2 separate regions of the Homo sapiens genome follow, and region 2 is linked to region 1. A link is an interaction called in ENCODE POLR2A ChIA-PET data of the cell type or tissue named here. Cell type or tissue: IMR-90. All regions are shown on one strand. Links, peaks and the distances in the headings refer to the core of each region. The heading gives the core; the rest is flanking DNA.

Region 1 (5,212 bases), core at 854-4,853:
TTCAATGCCTGAGGGAATTCATCCCCAGCCCTACAAGAAATAGTAAATTAAGTCCTTCAGACTAAGGAAAATGAGAGTAGATGAAAATCCAGATTTACACAAAAAGGAAAGAGAACTAGAAATGATAACTACATAAGTAAATATACATTCCTGTCTTATTATCTAAATATCTTTAAATAATAATGGATTCTTTGAACAAAAATAATAAATCATTTGGGGTTTTATAACATGAGGAGTAAAATGTGGGACACACATTTTATGGTTCTGTGGATAATCTAGGGATTGTTTCGAGCATAAGCCAGCCTAACTAATAATATTGTTGGAGAGAAAATTGTAAGAAAATGGTCCTGAATGTGGGACTTATATGAAAATTCTAAATTAACTGAATAGAAATGTGTACAGGACTGGTACTTGGAGATCACTCCCATATAGACAGAGGCATTGCTGTAGGATCCTTCATAGTTCCCTCATTTCCCAGTCTCCACACCTGAATCTCTCAAATGGTACCCTTAACACAATTGAATTTTACTCATAAATTGTGAAATATTAATTAAAAATATATAATTATATATCCCTCTTCAAGGTTGAAAAACTCGGGTAAGACAAATACTATACTTTAAACGATGGCCCACAAAATATCATTACAAAGATGTATTCCTTATGTCTTAAATCACAAATCTGTGGAGAAGGAGATCAAATAGAGAAAAAGGAGGAAAGAATCTTACTTTTGAACACTTGCACGTGAAAGATTATAGGCATCCCTGGAACCTGTACAAAGGCTCTGCAATTATAGATTGATCTACCTGTATATTTTCAGAACCAAGTAATGTCTACCACTCCAAGGGGGGACTTTTTTAAAAGGCATAATAGTAGTTTTTTAGCTATATACAAATGATAAAAGCAAAGACATCAAAGTGGGTAGCCTTTCAACTCATGCTCAATTAGAATAAAAGTTTGGTTGCTGTTTTAAACATTTATGACTAACTAACTGTGACAGACTCTCAGCTTTGCAAACGGGATGATTTTCAGTTGACTTTTGATCTGACTGACAGTTCCTTATACACTTCAGTGTTAGTTTATAACACATGAGCCCACATCTGAATACACATGTGACTAATTAGGGACTGTTTATGGGCCATCCATATAAATTTAACACACAAGAGTGAAGGCATTTTCAACTAGAGGTCATGATTTTAATGAAATACAGCTAATTAACAAAGGTGCCTGACCTAATTTTTTGTATTGTTAAATTTTTAAAAAATGAATAAAATCTAAAATAAAGCGGATTTTGCATATATATCTGATGGAACATAGTAGATCATTTTAAAGGTCAATATTATGACTAGGAAACAAAAATTATGATGAAGGTATTTCTTTTAAAAGCATGGTAACACTATAATAAGCTAATATTGTAGACAGTATTCTGGATCTTGATTTCTAAGAACTTTGTGTCTGAGATTTCCCAAGTGTCATAATGTGCTTTGTTTTAGAGGTTTGACTGCACCCCAAAATTTAGGTCTGATCCCAGCTTTGCCACTTACTAGCTGGAGAATTTGGGGAAGACTCTTAACCTCATCTGCCTTAATTTGAGTATCTAAAAAAAAAAAGTGGGAATAATAATAGTGAAACTCCCTTCGCAAAAATTATATCAGTGAGATACTTTTGGCAGTGGGGGAGAGCCAGTCTAACCAACCACAATTCTTGCCTTTAGCTTTCAAGCTGCCTTAATTATTTCTGGGCTTAGGAAGAGCTAACTTTGGAAAATATTTAGGTTATAGTTTAAATGACAATAGTCATTCTCCTAAACTCAACAGCTTTTATAAATCTAATGAGAGACTACCAAGCTAGGGGGAGGAGAAGAGCATGAATTCTTTTAAGGTGTGGAATGGTCATAAAATATGAAACTTCTCCAATCACTCCTACAGATAACCACTATTGTAGATTGGACTTTTGAGGTATCTCTTCTGGGTTTTGCATGTCTAACACCAATAGCACCAGTAGCTGACTCAGCTCAAGAAGACAGCTTTAACCCCCTATGATTTCATCTCTAACCCAACCAACAAGCAGAAAGCACCCATTTCATAGTCACCCCCACTCCTTTCCCCAAACCATCTTTGAAAAACCCCTAACCTATAAGCCGTCGATGAGATTGATTTGAGTAATAACTCCGTCTCCTGTGTGGCCTCTTGTCAATTGAACTCTTTACTACAGTGCCATTGTCTTTATTTGGGCAGTGGCAGGAAGTATCCATGAGGTGGTTACAATAGTACCAACCTCAGGATTGCTGGGAGAAGTTAACTCATGCAAGACACTTAGAAGAGTGACAACACTTGGTAAAATACACAACAGCTATTTATTATTATTTAATAAAAACAATCACTGTCAGGTGTGAACTGCCTATATTGTGCCTTAAAGAGGTATGCAGTGGCAATCCTATAAGAGGAGAGTCAAAAAAAGGTCTTAGAACTCAGATTTATCAGTGAGATGTAATAAATTTAGTAACATCATTATTCCAAATCACATTTTCTACTGTTTCAAGCAGAAAAGACTACTTTTTTCAAGTGTGAGTTATCTGACAAGAGCCTTCCTCTGAATATTTACTTGAATGTCACCTAGGAAATACTGTTTACAATGACTCATCATGCTGGACATGGAGGGAAGACCCAGTGTTTCACTGAAACTCTCCATAGATCTTAGGGTATTGTGGTGATGTTCTCATTTCCTCTAGACACATCTGGCTTTGAGCTTTGGACTTTTCTGAACTAATTCATTTCATCACCTGATCCCTAGACTTTTATTCCATATTGTATCACACGATAATGACTACTTTTTCTAGCTTACCTCTGTGGTTCACATCACGTGCCCTGAGTCCACATCAGATTTTAGCCACTGAGTGGTAGACCATTCAGCTTCACCCCAAACCTAAGATCATCCCATTTTAGGCGCCGGCATTCTGTCTTTCTGCATTCTGTCACAAAGTCTTTTGTGGCAATGTGGGGGCTCATTGACCTGGACACAAGTGTCATCTATAAATAAAGAAGAGCTAACACCTCTAAGATGACCCTCAACCAAAGGGAAACAGGAACCTGTAGGCAGAGTGCTCCACGCTCCTGTCTTTCCTTACCATCCTGCACATTTCTGTGAGACTAGGAAGGAATGAAGGCCCTAGTGTATACAGTAGAGATCTCAATGATTCACCCTTACTCTGTTTTCCTCCTTCCTTTTTAAATTTTCTCTGCTTCTTAGAATCAGAATTTATTTATCTAAAATAAATTAACTACCTGGACACAAGTTATTTTTCCACATGGGCTTTGCCTCAGGGAGTACCTAAACTGAGTTATTCTTCCAAATTCTATTGACACAAAATGCTGGCTTAGAAGGCTTTTCTTTAAGAATGAGGACTGCAGGGGGAATTTATGTGAGAGAATTGCAAACCAGTTAAGGCTGAATAATTAGACACTCCTGTTCTTAAAATCACCCGGACTCCTCCATGACTGGAGACTCTCAACTGGCAGTATCTTACCACAGGCTCTACCCTTCTGCCAAGATGTATGGCTCACTCTGCTCCTCCCTAGACTTGGTCTCTTTCATCTCCCACCTTCATCCCCTAATCCCTCTTAAACTTACAAATTAGCAGTTTATCTATTATTGGTTTTCTTGGTTTATTGTAGTGTTGGTCTGCGAAATATTTTCCCGAAGTTTGTTATCTCAATGGAAGAAATCTCTGGGACAAGAGGTTGAAGTAACAATACTTCCCCTATTAGACTAGCATTGTTTACTAAACGTAGAAATTCTAATAGGGTACCCAGTAAATGGGACTTGTTTTTTTGTTTGTTTGTTTTTTTCCAAAAGAAGTTTCTAAGAGATACTAAGCAAACAGGAGCCATTATATTAGAACAGAAATTCTTTGATTTTTTTCCCTCAACATTTGGATGGTTTCCATTATCTCAGAGGGTAATACTAATTCTTTGCTGACTCAGAAAGACTTTTCTAATTTTCGGAAATATATCATAACAAGGAATGTAGTGCTTTTACCAAGACTGCTTAGTAAAATCCATGAGGTTGCTAAAGGTGTGACTCTCCCAGACTACAAATCTTTAACAAGCACCTAAACATAATTGAGCATATAGTTTTAAATCTCTTCCAATTTCTTCATTGAGTTTGCAGTTTTCAAACATGAGTGCCTGTTATTCAAAGCTTCAGACTTTGCTATGATTTCTAGATAGAAACAAGTGGAAAAAAAGAAACAGAGGAAACTTTGCTTATTTAAATCACTTCCTTAATTTGATAGCTCAGGATATTTTACATAGATAATATTCTACCGCCACATACTGCAAGTATCTGTGGAACTTCCTGAGAATCTGCAATGAAACGTGCTCAAATGTCTAAAGATATAATAACATTTTCTTGATAAATAATGCTTCCATGTCACATAAAATAAAACTGTCAGCATTCCTTTGTAGGTTTCTCTCAAGCTTAAGAGCAGGTCCTTGACAGTTCTAGCATTGTCTTTAAATATCTTATTGAAATGTAGATTAACACTGTGACATCTTAAAATTGTTGGAAAACCTTTTCCTTTTAAGATTTGTAGATAAGTGAGTATTAATAAGTATTAGCATAGCCACTGTATTTTAGCATTTTATTCTAAATGTTGATCTTCCCCCAGGACCTAATATTTAGATTCATTTTAAAACACAGCAGACTACTTAAGACTGTAAAGTGGATTTTGCATTGAAAGGCCGTGTAGATAGATATGTCTTCAGATCATCAATTTCCGCTACTCAGTCATTATCAAGATCAAGTTGAAGATAAAAGCAAATGCTTCTTCAAATATCTATAGATCCAAAAAAATCTAAAATTGAGGGAAAAAAAAGTATATCCCGTACAATTTTAGCACAGTGTCCTAATTTAGCAATGCTTGATAAATATGTATTTATTGATTTAAAATTATAATTAAGTCTATGATAACACAAGTGAAAGTAAAGGTAAGAAACCATGTTTTAGAGTTTGGTGTTTTATTAGAGGCTATTGACTTTCTCCTTCATTGTTACCTGCCCCCCACTGGTGGGTAGGACAAGATTGGGTGCTTATCTTTTACCCAAACTTTCCTGCTGCACCTGCATTCAGGGTTCTACTTCCATTTATTTCTGAAGTCAGGGTAGTAATCTTATTACTCCCATTAGCAATCAGGATATATTGATCACATCTAACA
Region 2 (5,212 bases), core at 808-4,807, 350 kb before region 1:
AGATTAGGGAGATCCGCATTGAGTATAAGTGAAAGTGGGCTTTCCAAAGAACAAAGGAGAAGCTTGGCTTAAGTAGAAAAAGCTCCTACATCAAGTTTTCAATCAGGTCCATTTATGCAAAGGAAGGATTCAATTTTGTTTAGCTCTGTTTGGTCAAGATAGTCAAGCTCTGATTGGGTGGCTTCCCAAACCCTAAACCAGAAGTCTGTGACAGATGCTTTATTCAAATGACTGGTTGGGGTGCTTTCTGGCTGCAGTTTTCCTTGGATCCAGTCACAGGAACTGTTCTGGCTCAAAGGCATAAAGTAGTATGTTTGTCAAGAGCTTCCTTTCCAAGAGCAAATAATGTGTGATTACTCTACCCTTACCCTGCCATGACCACTTAGTTCTGCTGTCTAAATTTGGGTATCTCTGCCATGAGGAGTCCATGTTGTACAGAGAGCTTGGGGCCTTATTTACAGTTTTATTTCATAGCAAAAAAGTGCTATAAAGTAATAGAACAAGAAAGAAAGAAAAGAAAGAAAGAATGAATGAAAGAGAGAAAGAAAGAAAGGAAGGAAGGAAGGAAGGATCTCTTGAAGTTTGCAGTGATGGGAGTGTTCAAGGTAGTTGTCACTGAGAAACTGAGACATAACAAAGCCTTGAAAGAGGCAAGGGATTTAGGCAAGTGAATATCTAGAGTAAGAGTTTTCCAGGGAAAGGGCATGGCTAGGGTAAAGGGTTAGTACCTGGTAATTCCAAAAAAAACATTAATGAGGCCAGTGGGGCTGGATCTAAGTGAGAATGGAAAAAATAGTAAGAGACAAGTAGAATACACAGCAATTGTATGGTGGCTCCATCAAATTGCTCTGAACATTTGAATGAAGCATGCGCTTCACTCCAAAGACTGCTTTCCTTGCAGTAATAAATACTAGCTCAACAGTATATCAATTATATTTTCAAGGTTTGTGATGGAAAAACACAATGACAAAAATTGCAGTTAACATGTAATTGATGTGAAAGTGCCTGTGTTGAGAGAAATTGTATCCTTTTAGCCGATTTTTTGTTTAGTTGAAATGGGCAGTACCATGCTTTTATTGTATGGACAACTTTTGTGAGCGCTCAAAGCTAGAAGAAAGTCCAGGTGCAGTGGCTCATAACAGTAATCCCAGCACTTTGGGAGACCGAGGCAGATAGATCATGAGGTCAAGAGATTGAGACCATCCTGGTGAACATGGTGAAATCCCATCTCTACTAAAAATACAAAAAATTAGCCAGGCGTGGTGGCACAGGCCTGTAGTCCCAGCCACTCAGGAGGCTGAGGCAGCAGAACCGCTTGAAACCAGAAAGCAGAGGTTGCAGTGAGCCAAGATTGCTCCACTGCACTCCAGCCCGAGCGACAGAGCTAAACTCTGTCTCAAAGAAATAAAAATAAAAATAAAAATAAAAATAAAAATAAAAAATAAATAACTAAATAAATAATAAATAAATAAATAAATAAAAACTAGAAGAAAACAGCAAAGAATGAACTCAATGTACTAGTTATCTCCATTTAGTACTCGAGGGCATCTCTTCCTATGCATTTTTCCTATCTGTGAGAAATAGCATTAGATGATGATGGCAATTTTTTAAAAAAAGATTATCATTTGTACCGTAGTGTCCTTAGGAATACTGATAGCTCATGCTCAAATTCAAAAACATCCATACTATGTACAGGAAGTAATAGTTTCATGCTATTCAAGACATTCATTTTGTTTATTTGAACATTCTTGTTGAAATCATAGAGAGGTATTTTTTTCTATCCTTTTCAGTTCCTTAAAAGGATATAAATTTATCTCATCCCTGATGGACATTTTTCCCCTTAAAGCTAGCACATTTCAGGATGAAAAATAAATATACTCCTTGCCCAAAGAAGTACATGTAATTTTACATAATTGTGCAATGGTGCATAATAAAAGAGTAATACATGGTCTCAGTTTTCTAAATTCAATTCAACATGAAATTAAGAAGGTTAGGTATATTGTTGAATGCTAGTTGATTTCTGCAAATAAAGTGGAGTAGGAGTTTTTTTTTCAGTTATCAATTATTTAATTGACTTAACTGGCCCTTTCTTTTCATACATGTTAATGGTCCATAGAAACTAACCCTGATGTACTTTTTCAAAATCCATGTACTAGCTAGGAATATTGCCTTATTCTAAATTATAAAATATCTCTTTTCCTGTAGCATGATATTTAGGGATGAACAGACAATACTCTTCTTCTTTAAGCTTCCATGTAAACTGCACATCATACCCTGAATCTCAGTATTTTCCTCCAACTGCAAAGTTTCTGAGAGAACACACCTATGATAGTAATAGCACCTTTGTACTGAATTTTGTTGAAATGATACATTATTTACCAAAGGGTAATGTGAAAGAAAATTTTGCCAATGTCTCATTCTGTTTTCTTTCCAAAAATAACTTTGTGAGAGTTGTAAATGCTGACTAGAAGCATCTACTGTGCACCACTCTTGTGGAGAGGAAACAAAGTGGTGGGTAAATATTGACTCTTCAAGGGAATCATGTAAGAAACTAGTTGGGATCCATCAGAGGCGTTAGGGGACACATGGAAAACGGAGAATAACAAAGCTGGGAAGGCACCCACCTGGGATCACTGTGAAACCAGGAGAAGCTTCCTAACACAGGGTAAGAGTGAGAGATTAAGAGCCCCCAGGGGATCTACCCTTCCTACAGGGACCTGTGCAACTCTGGGAATGAGAGAACCCCCTGAAACTTCCAACCACAGGCCTCAACTAATACAGAGAGCCTGTATTAATGGAATTTCTTCAGAGGAACCACTCAAGACTATGGGAAGCCCTACAGGCTTTGGATCCCTGAGGAGCCCAGCACTAGCTTCCATTACACCAATAGAGTCCACAGTCACGGTGCCAGGAGAAAGCAGACTGTTCCCAGTTCTTCTCTCCAGACAGGCCTGGACTCCTGCTTCCAGCAGAGTGGCCCCACCTTTTCCTGAACCCTGCTGGTGTGCACAGTTCTGTTTTCCCCTAGGAAACACCTGGATGTTATACTGTACAAGCCCTGTGCCTGCTGCTTCTAGTCAGTAAAGACTTGTTAGATTGAGTGGCTCACAAGCAAGGGAGGATTCCCCCATTCTCAGAACACTGAGAGGGGTGAGATACCCAGGTTTGTGAGCTGGTGGGGGAGAGCATTGTGCCTCCCTCTGTAGGGCTAGTCTGGGAAGGGTGTAGCCTGCATAACCTCTGCCTAAGGGAGCCTCACGCATGGTGTGGAATACTTAACATATGGAACGCTGGTGTGGGATCAGGGATCAGATAGAGTGCCTCCAAGGTCCAGGGGTGGTCTTAGGGAGAGGTTTATTTACCTCCCTCCCCAGTGTCCCACCCCCACTGACTCCAGAGCATTACTGTGAACATGCTGAAACATGAAAGCGCGGCATGGCTAAGAGCCTATCTACAGGCCATCACACTTAAGTGCCATTTCCTGGATCAGAACCCAAATTACAATACCAAAAATATTTTGCCAGTATACAGTGCCTGTGAAACCTAAGGCAAAAACTCAGCCAGAAATACAAATCCTGTACAGAGCATTGACCCTCTGAAAGCACCCAGAAATAGAGCCAACACACTATACTCATCTTACATTACAGTTAAAGGAACAACAGTTCTATCAGATGAGAAAGAATCAGCACAAGAATTCTGGCAATTCAAAAAGCTGGAGTGTCTCCTGACTTCCAAGTAAACAATCTAGGCCCCCAGGAATTGTTCTTAACCAGATTGAAATGACAGACATAGAATTCAGAATCTGGATGGCAAGAAAGCTCATCAAGATCCAGGAGAAAGTTGAAATCCAATCCGAGGGATCCAAGAAATACAGTAAAAGGATCCAAGAGCTGAAAGATGAAACGGTCACTTTAAAAAAGAACCAAACTGAATTTTTGAAATTGAAGAGTTAACTATAAGAATTTAAAAATACAGGCAGAAGCATTAACAGCCGACTAGATCAAGCTGAGGAAAGAATCGCAGCACAAAACCAGTTCTTTAAATCAACTTAGACAAAAATAAAAAGAATTTAAAACATAAATAAAACTTCTAAGAAACATGGAAGTTTGTAAAGAGACAAAAATCTGTCACTCATTGGCATTCCCGAAAGAGAAGGAAAGAAAGTAAGCACCTTGGAAAACATGTTTGAGGATCTAGTCCATGAAAAATTTTCCAATTTCACTAGAGATGTAGACATGCAAATTCAAGAAATATAGAGAACACCTGCAAGAGCCTGCATGAGACAAAATTCCTAAGGCACATCGTCATCATATTTACCAAGGTCAACACAAAAGAAATAATTTGAAAGCAGCTGGAACAAAAGGTCAACACACTTACATAAAACTAGACCCCTACATTTCACCATATACAAAAATTAACTCAACATGGATTAAAGATTTAAATGTAAGACCTAAAACTCTAAAAATCCTAGAAGAAAACCTAAGAAATACCCTTCTCAACAACAGCTTTGACAAAGAATTTATGGCTAATCCCCAAAACCAATTGCAACAAAAACAAAAATTGACAAGGTGACTGATACGGTTAGGCTTTGTGTCCCCACCCACATCTCATCTTGAATTATAATTCCCACAATCTCCATAATTTCCACGTGTCAAGGGAGAGACCAGCTGGAGGTAATTGGATCATGGGGGCAGTTTCCCCCATGCTGTTCTCATGATGGTGAGTGAGTTCTCATGGGATCTGATGGTTTTATAAGTGTTTGGTAGTTCCTCCTGCATTCACTCTCCTTCCTGCCATCTTGTGAAAAAAGTGCCTTGCTTTCCCTTCACCTTCTGACATGATTGTAAGCTTCCTGAGGCCTTTTAACCGTAAGTCAATTAAACCTCTTTCCTCTATGAATTAACCAGTCTTGGGCCATTGTTTATAGCAGTGTGAGAAGGGACTAATACAGGGACTTAATCAGCTAAAGAGCTTTTGCGCAAAAAAGAAATCATAAATGGAGTACACACGTTGCCCAAAGAATTGGAGAAAATATTTACAAATTATGCATCTGATAAAGTTCTAATATCCAAAATCTACAAGGAACTTAAAGCAATCAACAAGTAAGAAACAATCCAATTAAAAAACGGGCAAATGTCATGAACAAACACTTCTCAAAAGAAGATGTACCAATGGCCAAAAAATATATGAAAAAACTGCTCAACATCACTAA

The links. ChIA-PET counts read pairs that join two places held together with the same protein. Peaks named below come from ENCODE experiments on the same cell type or tissue, not always from the same donor. Only the 100,000 strongest peaks of a DNase experiment are listed, where the experiment ranks them.
Region 2: POLR2A ChIA-PET joins it to region 1 with 5 read pairs; 1 of 35 experiments calls an interaction of 5 or more read pairs at or near these places.

Annotation. Positions count from the first base shown.
Region 1 is chr2:145,775,017-145,780,228 of GRCh38, reverse strand. No RefSeq gene overlaps it. Among named protein-coding and RNA genes, the nearest start is that of LINC01966, 900 kb to the right of the region's middle. In IMR-90, for the core only: no CTCF peak of the experiment used is centred there; a DNase peak (open chromatin) is centred at 2,648.
Region 2 is chr2:146,128,522-146,133,733 of GRCh38, reverse strand. No RefSeq gene overlaps it. Among named protein-coding and RNA genes, the nearest start is that of LINC01911, 710 kb to the left of the region's middle. In IMR-90, for the core only: no CTCF peak of the experiment used is centred there; no DNase peak of the experiment used is centred there; H3K27ac peaks cover 724 bases.